Regions from separate parts of the Homo sapiens genome. Here region 1 is linked to region 2. Evidence: chromatin loops called from intact Hi-C (ENCODE). Cell type or tissue: K562. All regions are shown on one strand. Links, peaks and the distances in the headings refer to the core of each region. The heading gives the core; the rest is flanking DNA.

What was found. Hi-C counts contacts between places; a loop is a spot of excess contacts. Peaks named below come from ENCODE experiments on the same cell type or tissue, not always from the same donor. Only the 100,000 strongest peaks of a DNase experiment are listed, where the experiment ranks them.
Region 1: it touches region 2 in a loop (6-fold over the local background); 4 of 110 quality-filtered maps call a loop at or near these places.

The regions. Positions count from the first base shown.
Region 1 is chr15:77,707,170-77,712,472 of GRCh38, reverse strand. It overlaps a transcript of LINGO1 not described here. Among named protein-coding and RNA genes, the nearest start is that of LINGO1-AS2, 50 kb to the right of the region's middle. RefSeq lists an enhancer at 151-689. In K562, for the core only: a CTCF peak has its summit at 2,798; no DNase peak of the experiment used is centred there; H3K27me3 peaks cover 2,989 bases.
Region 2 is chr15:77,782,955-77,788,257 of GRCh38, reverse strand. It overlaps LOC141374963 (a long non-coding RNA gene), which reads right to left and starts at 1,122. Exons shown (of 2, transcript NR_199613.1): 1 at 1,011-1,122; 2 at 1-369. It also overlaps a transcript of LINGO1 not described here. RefSeq lists enhancers at 2,840-3,341, 3,417-4,000. In K562, for the core only: CTCF peaks have their summits at 2,246 and 3,137 (motif pointing right); a DNase peak (open chromatin) is centred at 3,157; H3K27me3 peaks cover 2,473 bases.

The DNA.
Region 1 (5,303 bases), core at 47-5,046, 76 kb after region 2:
TGCCAAGATGTTGGTTGGATTCATCCAGGTTGGGGTTTTATGAAAGTACTGCTTAGGGGGAGGGGGGCAAGATATTTGAGCATCCATTATGCTGATGGACCATGGAACTCAAGCTCACCAAGGGCAGTGAGGGCGGAAGGGCAGTGATGGAAGGTGAGGTGCGAAGGTCTCGGTGCAGTGAGGATTGTAAGGAGAGGAGCTGGAGGGCCAGCTGGGAGGTTTGACCAGGAGCCATGGTGGTGACAGGGCCAGGGTGTGGCCTGGGATAGAGGCTGCAGGGAATGGCAGCTGAAGGTGACTGGAAGCAGGCAGTAGGGGCACCCCCAGCATGGGGAAGTCACCTAGAAGGATGCAAGGGTTGAGGTGCAGGGCAGGACAGACAGGAGCCCTCTGTGGGTGAGGGGAAGTGGCCAGGAAGTTCGAAGGCAGAGGGAGGCACAGCCACCTCTTAGGTCCCACAGGGACAGAACCACTGTAGATGGGAGGAATCTGGACCTGAGGTCTAGAAGAGCCCCGAGGAGCAGGGAGCACATCAGCCTGCCCTGGCCGAGCAGAAATCATCTGCAGAATGTCGCTGTGTGCCCCCCCCTCAGAGGAGAGAACAGAGGCCTAGAGAGGGTAAGCACGTTTCAGAAGGAACAAGCTCCGCTGAAGCGTTCAGAGGGTCTGCTTGAAAGTCAGTGGTGTGGTGGAGGCTGGATTCCAGAGCCGCCTGTTGCCTAGGTTTCAGTACTGCCTCCTCCAACTTTTCTGGGCCTTTCTTCATTTGTGAAATAGAGCAGAATGACAGTACATACTCCCAAGGTGGATGTGAGGATTGAGTTTTAATGCACGCATCCTGTGAATCCTCGGGCTAACCCTGTTTACAGATAGGGAACCTGAGGCTTAGAGAGAGGAATTGACTTGTCCAAGCCTCAGTGTTCCTCAGCCTCCCTGTCTTTGCCCCAGGGCTGCCATCTTTACCAACACTCATTCAGCAGCCTCATGAAGGAAGCAGGATGCAGGCCTCAGGCCTACTTGGAAGTTGGGGAAACAGGGCAGGAAGGTGTCTTCTCTCCCTGTGGCCCCCAGAGTGTCAAAGGAGGATGGAATCTTCGTTATCGGCCAGTCTTCAATGTCGGGGACACAGAGGTGACACAGGCACCATGCCTCTCTTTAAGCCACAGTCTCATAGGGGAGACAGGACAAAATAATAAGCAAATATAGTAATGTTAAACAGTGGAACATAGGGCAAGAAGCAATTGTTCAAGGAAACAGGGATTTGGGGCTGAAATTCTTGGGGAAGAAGAGAAAGATCCAGGGACTGTGGTGGCAAAGGAGGAGCAAGGGTTGAGCTGGGTTTTGAAGGGAGGTGCGAGTTTAATGAAATGGATCAGAGAGGGGACATTCTGGAGGGGAAGAAGGGAGGGCTCTGGGTGAGCAAAGGCTCAGAGAGGGGGCTGGGGAAGAAGGTGCCCCACTGGAACAGAAGAGGCAGAAAGCAAGGCCGTGCGGGCTGCCTCCTGCAGACGTCTCAATCTTCTCCCAAGAATGGTGAACCAGAGGCCCCTGAGGCCTGTGAACAGATGCCAACAGCGGGAAATTGGCCAGTGGATCCTCCATGGCCTGGCACCATCAAAGCTGCCAAGAGCAGAGAGGCCCTGCAATCTGGGGGCCTGGCGGCCCGGCACGGTTGGCCAGCTTGCTGTGTGACCTTGAGCAAGCATGCTCTGCTAAATGGGGCTACCCCAGCCGCCCCGTCCTCCCTCGCAGGTGGGCTGTGTGAGGTGTTCCAGCTCTGTGAAGTCTTCTTCAGCGAAACAAAAGCCAGCACCGCGGCAAAGTGAAGGAATGGAGGTGAAGGCTTTTAGCTCCCTGGCAGAGACGCCCAGCAGAAATCCAAGGCATGTCAGAAAACGGAGTTTCTGGAGAACCTTTGATTTAGAGAACAAGGTTTTGGCATCAAACTGCGATCAGAGAACAGAGGCAGCCTGCCACACCGTGAAACTGAGCTCTGTAAACCTCATTAATCTGATGTCTCTATGTTCAAAGCGGTTCTTAATTAGGAGCCGAGACTCTCTACCAGCTGGGTGGCCCATTGTTCCTGCTGGACAAGTCCCACCAGGTGACTTCAAAGCCCATTCCTCACGTCCCTCTGCCGCTCAGCGCCAATTAACCAGCATTTAGAGCTGGGCCGCCTGGGCTGGCAAGCTTGGCCATGCTCCTGCTTCATTTGGTGTCGGAGCTGAGGGGCCTCCATGAAGTTCTCCAGCAATGCAGGCAGACACGTGAAGGGTGGAGCTGAGTGCCGGGTGTTGGTGGGGGTGAGGGACAGCCCACGGCAGCCCCTGCCCCCCTGGGGTTCCAGAGGCCTGGAAGGAGCAGGAGAAGCCATAGGAGCTGCAGCTTCCCTCGGCCACCCTCTCTTCTCCCTTCCTCCTCCACGGGGACTCCTCTTCTCTGCTCCAACTCCCCTGTGCCCTTCTCAGACCCACCCTTTTGCCATCTCTTTCCATCCTCCTGAGGAGGGTCTGGGATGCCCAGTCAGAAGCCAAACTAGGTCTGGGGACACCGTGTGGGGTCTCACTGGGTGGTCTGATATGCACGGACTCAGTCCCTGATATGTTGGCTCCCACCTTCCCTGTGTTTACCCCTGCCCTTCACTGTACCAGGGCCTTGTACACCGTAGGTGCTCATCAAGGGACTGCCAGCTAGTGTAGCTTCTCCATAAGCCAAGTCATGTCTGAGAAGCTTGTGGCTCCATCAGGACAGGCACATCAAAGCAGTGGGCCTGCAGCGCCACTGGAAAGCTTCAGGAGAGAGTTGGGAAAGACCTTTCAGCAGTGATGCCACTTTCAGTCTGGAACAGCCGGGTGCAGGAAGGCTGGGTTTTTCTCTGCCTTCCAGGACGTTGAACCACAGTTGAATCTAGAGACAGAGAAGGCACAAAAGGAAGACCCAGGGCAGTGAGCCTGAACCAGCCCCAAACTGGCGGTCAGGATGCTGGGATTCCAGGCCTGCCGCTGTCCCTGACTGGCCACTTTGTGCTCTTGAGCAGGTTCTTGGCCTCAGTTTCCAAATCGGTGGGACGGGAATGATGACCCTGTCTGTATGGCTCCCTGCATACAGTGAGGTCAAATGGAAGACTAACTGAACCTGCCTTGGGAGCTGTCCAGAGTACTGGGGGCACTGGGGATGCTCCAGCTTTGCTCGCACACCTCTGGAGATGGGAGGCTCACCCCATTTTAAGGCCATTTTCCATGGCCAGATAGTTGCAGTTGTTAGAACAATTATTGTATTAGTTTTTTAGAGCTCCCGTAACAAATTACTATAAACCTGGTGGTTTAAAACAATAGAAATTACTCTCTCACAGCTCTGGAGACTGGAAGTCTGAGATCAAGGTGCAGGGCCGTGCTCTCTCTCAGGGCTCTAGGAGAGGATATTCCTGGCCTCTTCTGGCTCCTGGTGTTGCTGGCATTCCTTGGCTTGAAGATGCATCACTCCAGCCTCTGCCTCCATCTTCATGTGGCCTCCTCCCCTGAGTGTGTCTACGTCCAAGTTGACCTCTTTGTTGTTTTTGTTGAGACAGTCTCGCTCTGTCACCCAGGGTGGAGTGCAGTGGTACGATCTCTGCTCACTGCAACCTCCGCCTCCTGGGTTCAAGCAATTCTTCTGCCTTGAACCCAGTAATCTCCCGAGTAGCTGGGATTACAGGTGCCCACCACCACATCTGGCTAATTTTTGTATTGGAGACGGTTTCACCATGTTGGCCAGGCTGGTCTCGAACTCTTGACCTCAGGTGATCTGCCTGCCTTGGCCTCCCAAAGTCCCAAAGTGCTGGGATTACAGGCATGAGCCACCGCGCCCGGCCAAGTTGACTTCTTGTATAAGAACATCAGTCGTTGGATCAGGACCCACCCTATTCCAGTATGACCTCCTTGTAACTAATTACCTCTGCAAAGACCCTATTTCCAAATAAGGTCACATTCTGAGGTTCCAGATGGACATGAATTTGGGGGGACACTATTCAACCTAGTACCTTCGTTTTCCTTCTGGGCCCAGACTTCCACCCTGTGGCTTCACCCCTGTGGGTTTTCCCTTGCTCCTGACCAGCCCCAGCTCCATCAGTTTCCTCTGCCCCAACAGGGTTCCAGCCTCCCGATTCCCCACTCTGCTCTTCAGGGCACACTGGGCTGCTGGTGTCACAGAAACTTTTCTGGTAAAGTGTCTGTCCTCCTTCCCAGGGCTTGCCATCCACCCTCCTGCTCTTCTTGCCTTTTATATGTGGAAACTCGTCGCTTCACTCCAGGACTCAGCCTGGGTCCCAACAATTACCAGCTTCCTTGATGTCTAACACTATAAACCCATTCACCTCATTATAGGAAATTTCTTTTGAATGTCCTTTAAAAACCATCTCATTACACAGGAAGAACTGTAATTACCTTGTGCAAGACAGAAATTCTGGGCAAGCTGGTGCCTGGTGCCTGTCAAAACTGTGGGACAGGGTTCCCCGCTGGCTGGTTTGGCCATAGGAGAGAGCTCTTTCTTTCTCTCATCTCATCCTTTCCAGCCCCTTTTCTTCTGGGACCCGTGGTCACCCATGTCTCTGTTGGTGGCCCTAGAAGGTCAAGACCTCCCACAGAGAATAGAACCACCTTGGATTGGTGCCTGTGCTCCTGCCTGGCATCCTGGCAAACCCTGATGGTCAGAGCCTTCCCCAGGGGTTCTCAAGGGCTGCCCAGCCTCTTCCTGAGTCTGCCCTCCTGGAGGCTGCTGGAGCTTGCCCAGTGGTTGCAGAACGTCACAGCTGGGTGGGACTCTGGAGGCCAATAGGTTCAGCCTCCTGCCCTCAGCCACTTGTCCAGTCCTTTTGCCCAGCAGCCTCTGGGGAACCGTAGCCCTTCCTGGGACCAGGGTTTTTCCCTGACCTGTTTAGGGGATTTTCTTGATGTCTGGCTAAAATCCCTGGTGCCCCAGTTCTGACCTGATTTTAAGCTCCATCTCTTGCTGGCGGTGCCACCTTGGGCAAGCCATGTGGCCATTCTGAGCTGTTTTCTCATCTGCAGAATGGTTGGGATCATTTGTGCTTCAAGAGTCATGGTGAGTAGGGTCTGTGGCCACAGGCCTCAGGTGCCCATCATTGGGCATGTAGCAGGAAGTGAACCTACATTGCTTCTACTTTCCAGGGGAGCTTGACCGTGGAGACCCTTTTCTTTCTCCTCTCTGCCTAATGTGGGGTGGAGCAGACTTCCATTTGGACTTCTCCTCCTCCTCCCCACCATTTCTCCCTCTTTCTTCTCCCTCTCTCTCTCCTGGAGCATCAG
Region 2 (5,303 bases), core at 198-5,197:
GGGTTATAGGGGGCAATCACTGAATCATTGAATTTAGGCTCTGAGAACCCGACAAACATGGTGGCCCAGGCAGGGCAGGGCGGGGCTATCATCGCCTTCATCTTTGAGCTACCTGCCGTCCTCCACTCCAGGTGTCTCGCTGTGGGTTGGGGTGGTAAGGAGGGGTATGGAGCAGGCATGCCCACGGGGAGAGGCAGGAGCCTTCTCACAGTTGGTGGGGCTCCAGGGGTCTGTGTGGCTCCGGGGTTCTATGCGGTGGCACGAGGCTGCCTCTCCTGTCTCTGCCCCTGGACAGCTCCACGTCTCGGGAGGTTGGCAGCTGTTGCCTGGTGCTTGGCTTTGTTAGCCTTTGCATTTAGTCTGCAGGTTCTGGGGAGAGGAGATGGTGAGGAAGCAAAATTAAAATTCCTCTTTGAGAAGTTAACAACTTCCCAATTAAAGGATTCTTATTTGTGAGATGCCTTAGAGGCCTTTTCAATCAAGAGGCTCTTCTGAATAATAAAAAGGCTGAGCTGGGGTTGGAGTGGAGCCTAAACTGCCAGCAAGGAGGTGGGGACGCTGAAGATGGGCACACCGGCCTCGTGTGGGATGGGGTGGCAAAGGAGTGGAACGCTTTTCCGCTCAGCGGTTGGCAGGGAGGTTGGCATGGGGAGGGCAAAGAGGAGGGGACTGTTCCCACCCCCACCCCCCACAGCCCTGAAGCCCCCTCCAGTCCCCAGCCTGAGCCGCATGCGTGGGAACCCTCCACCGGGACCCCTGTGTCCTTCTGGCCCACACCCTGTGCTTAGCCTCTGCACACTTCCCGGAGGCTCCCTGCAGCTGTGTTTCTTGTCCTGCTTGGCTCTCGGTTTTATCAGTGCCTGACCACTTCCTAACACTCAGCTATCCTGGGAGCACCCTGCCAGGCTCCTCTGGCTCTTCGCCTCAAGCCAGGGTAGAGGAGGGGGCAGGTGGGAGAGGCGAATTGGGATTTGCTAAGGATGGTATGCGGCAGTGGACGCAGGCCCGACCGTGCGCTCTGGATGGGGGCGGCGTCCTTTTGGCTTCTGAGATCCCAGCTCCCTGGTGCCCATGCCACACCTGCTATGCTGTGCTCTCACAGGGGTGGTTTTGTTGCTGTTTGTTGGGTGTGTCTACCTGCCTTTCAGCCAGGCACCCCCACCCAGTGTGATCCAGCTGGTTTCCTGGGAGACTCTTGGGTCTGTCCCAGTTGGAGCTGAGTGTCTGCGGGTGTCCCACGAGAGGCTCAGCCTCAGGTCCTGCGGGGCTGACCAGTGTGCAGAGTGCCCTGAAAGTGCCAGGCCTGGCTGGGTGCTTCCCATCTTCACAGCAGCTGAGAGGCAGCTACCACCACCCTTCTTATAGAAGAGGAAGCAGAGGCTTTGTGAAGTGAGGTGACCCTTTATGCAGAGAGGGGTTCTTGCTGAAAGGACTTGTCATCCTCTGTCCTCCAGGGCCCTCCAGGTCACTAAGCAAAGAAGAACTGGAGACATTGGCCAAGCCCCTCCCCTCAGTGGCCAGCCCAGGCTTTGACTCTGCCCCAGTACAGGCTGCCCCAGTAGTTGCCAAGGTCATTCGAGGAGATGGTGCCACGGGTGGCTCCTCTGTCCAGGCGGCATGGAGGGCGGCGGGAGTGTTTGTAGCCCATACCTGCCATCCCCTCCCTCCTCTGCATGGCCTACTTTCCAGGCGCCATTGCAGCCGAGGCCGTCTGTGTAAATATCCAGAACTGTAGGAGCCCGGCCCCTCTGAAAGGTCAAATAGCCACGCAGGCACTCCCCAGAGGCCTGGGGTTGGGGACCATCCAGCAGTCTGGGCCACCAGGGAGGGGAGAATGGGTCCTGCAGATCCCAGGGGTGGTGGGCGGGATGAGGTGAGGTGTCCTGATTGGCTGCCCTGACCAAGTGGGAGCTGAAATAATTTGGATTCAAGTCCCAGCCCTGCCACTTACTGGGTGGCCTTGAGCAAGTGACTCAGGCTCTCTGGACCTCTTTTTCCTCCCAAGTGGCATACTAACCTCCCTGAGGGGTGGTGAGGATCAGTTGGGATGGCACAGGTGAACCTGCTGGGCCCAGGGCTGGTGGGTCTTGCATGTGGAACCTGGATTTGTGGGCTGTGTCTTAACGGCACTGTTTGGTGGTGCTGGTTCCTGTCTCAGCCCTGCTTGCTTCTTGCAAGTGATTCATTTCTCCTAGTCTCAGTTTCTCCCATATGCACAATGGACATAATGATACCTACCTCACGGAGGCGTTGTACTCCCTCAGTGGGAGTTCTCTGTGCCCTTCCCCCGCCTCACTGAATGAGCCTGTCCTCCCTAGGTACACAGTGGGATTTGCCTGGGGTTGGCCGCCACATCATGAGTAGGTGACATGGTCCTTGCCTCTGGATAGCAACATGAAGTTAGAGGGATCAAGGAGAAATGCTGTGAGCCTCAGGAAAGGGAAGGAGATAAAAGCTGGGGAAGTCAGGGAGGGCTTCCTGGAGGTGTCTGGTCCTTAGAGCTCGGGAGGATTTGGGGAAGCTGGGGGTGGGAGAGAGTGACAGAGAGCACGTGTGGTTGGGAATAGTGTGAACAAAGATCAGGCAGGAGGAGCAAGCCCAGGACAGGGCATGAGCTGTCTGAGAGCTGCTGGGGGCTGGGGGTCAGAGCCCTGAGAGGTCCCAGCCCTGGAGCCCTGGTCGGGGTAGAGGACCAGGAGTTGGGGGTGGGACCACTGTCTCCTGACTAAGGGCAGGGGGACAGCAAACATGCAGCCACGGTCCTGGGACACAGCCTTACCTGGGGGTTGCAGGGAGGGGCAGGATTTAGCATAGGGTCTGTGGACAGGACTGCCCACGCTCCAGGGCCTCAGTTGGGAAGTGCAAGGGCCTGTGTAAGGCCTGGGAAGAGGCTGGTGGCTGCTGCCCAAACTGGCAGGACCCCACCTGTGGAGATCAGCCTGCGGGCCGCCTTCAGCCAAAATGTGTGAACTAGGGGCTCTGGCTGCTTGAGGGCCAAGAGAGGGAGATGTGGGAGGGGTCTGCAGTGGGCTGAGAGGGCTGGGAGGCTCACCCTTGGTGGAGCACCCACTGTGTGCCAGGCCCTGAGTCAGACTCACTCCCAACTTGGGTTTGTGTAATTTGCATGACAGCCTGGAGAGGGCGCCGGCTCTTAGACTCATTCTAAGGAGCTGGAAACTGGGAGAGGCAAATGACTGGCCTGCCCTGGCCGTGTTTCAAATCGAACTCCACACATCATGCTTTTTCAGTGGCCCCATGCTACTCCCCAGGGCTGTGGATTTTAGAGGTGATGACCCCGGACTTCCCTGGGCAGGCTTGGAAGAGCTATACCCAAGTATGCAGTCTTCCTTGGCTTTGCCTCTCTTAGGGAGGCTCAGAGAGGTCAAGGGAGTGATCCAATGCCACACAGCGCTGGGGTCTGCAGTACCTGGCTCCCTGGAGGGCATGTGCCATGATCCCTTCTCCCTGGGGTCTGGTGGCCCCAGCCAAGCCCTACCAGGTCTAAGAACCCAGGGGACCTTCCCAGGTGTAAGACTACTCATGCCTCTGAGCCACCGAGAGAGGCTTTAAAATCTCAGCTCCAAATTAAAACCTATGAGCTCCTCAAAACAATGAAAAATTTCCCTAATAAAAGGAGAGGCACACTCAGGCATGTCCTAAATGAATGGAGTGACTTCAGGGATTAATTCAGGATGTATGGGAGGGCACCCAGCCGGGAAAAGTGCGCAGTGGATATTGTAACAAATTGTTTGCTCACAGGAGGAATAATTCTTAATGTGCACTGGCTGCAAAGGGAAGCTACCTTTGCTGCCTGCAGCACGATCCCTCATCAGCCGCTTGCTGGGCAGGGTCTCTGCTAGGGCAGCCTTACCTGTAAGCCTCTTGGCCTTCAGTGACAACCTTCCAACCTCACAAGCTGGCCTGAGTGGGACTGAGTGGGCCCTGCGTGTGTCCTTAGAGCCCCATGGCCTTCTGAGTTCTGCTCTCTCCTGCTGGCTCTGTGCCTTTGGCTAGGGTGGGGAAGGTGCTGGCTGGAGGCCAATTCTTCCTCTTCTGCTATGCGAACCAACTCTTCCTTTTGGGACCTCCCGGAGACCCCGGCCTGCCAGTCCCCCCACCTCAGACCACCCAAAGGAGGGTCCTGACAGATTGTCTCTCAGCATGCCTCAGTTTACCTGTCCCAGGCTTGGGCAGCTGCCTCCTCCCCAGCTCCCTTGCCTCGGGGATGAGTGGGGTGGGCGCAGCACCGTCCTCCCTGGCCAGCCCTCCCAGCTTCCTAATGTCTCTGTGCCAAACCTGGAGGAAAGGCGAGGCAAAGTCAGTCTGCACCCAGGAACATAAATGAACACCACTGAGGTGCAAACGGAGAAAGGCTTCCTGTATCCCACCTCCCACTCCCGGCTGGAGTGGGTCCAGCACCGAGGAAAAAAAGCACTGGCTCCTGAGTCAGGCGAGCCTGGATTTGGGTCTAGCTTCCCTGCTTTCTGACTCTGGGACTCCAGGCAACTCCCACAATCTCTCCAGCTTCTTCCTCTATAAGACATGGGATTCGTTTTAGCAGCAGCAGCAGCATCTCACGGTTTTGAGATACAGTCTCATCTATCCACACAGCCGTCCTAGAGGTTGGGACCTGGGATTATCCCCATTAAATGGACGAAGAAACCGGGCTCAGAGGGGTGAAGCCTGGTTCTCTCTGCTTCCTTGTAGCTGCTTCATGAAGTTGTTTAGAGAAAAGGGCCCTGATTATAGATTCTGTTCCATGAATGTCAGCCCCACCTGCTCCCTTTCCTGAGCAGAAGAGGTGCTGAGGCCCTACCAAGGTAGGGGCAGGAGACTTTGGGAGCAGGGACCCTGATCCTTCTCACCTCTCCCGTCTGGCTTGGAGCCAGCCTGCCCTTTCATTCACACCTTCATTCACCCGCTCATCACTTGATGAAACACCTATGAAGCACTGTATCCCCAGCAGCTAGAACGTTATGCACACTGCTCCTCCCCTCAGGTAGCTTCCCATCTTGAGGGAGTGACAGCATGGCAAACAGGTAATTTGGGTAACCTCAGACTGTGCTGAGCTCGGGAGGGAAACGACAGGGCCGTGGAATAGGGAGTGGCTGGGGCTGAATGAGCAGCTCCGATGGGCATCCAGGCGATGGGCATCCAGGCAGGCCTCTCTGAAGAGGTGACTTTGAGGCTGAAGGGGCTGAATGTCAAGGCAAAGGCTGGGAGGTGGGAAGTAGCTGGCTGTGTCTGGAGACCAGGAGGAAGACAGTGTGGCTGGTGGGTGGGGAGTGAGGGAGAGAGCGGGG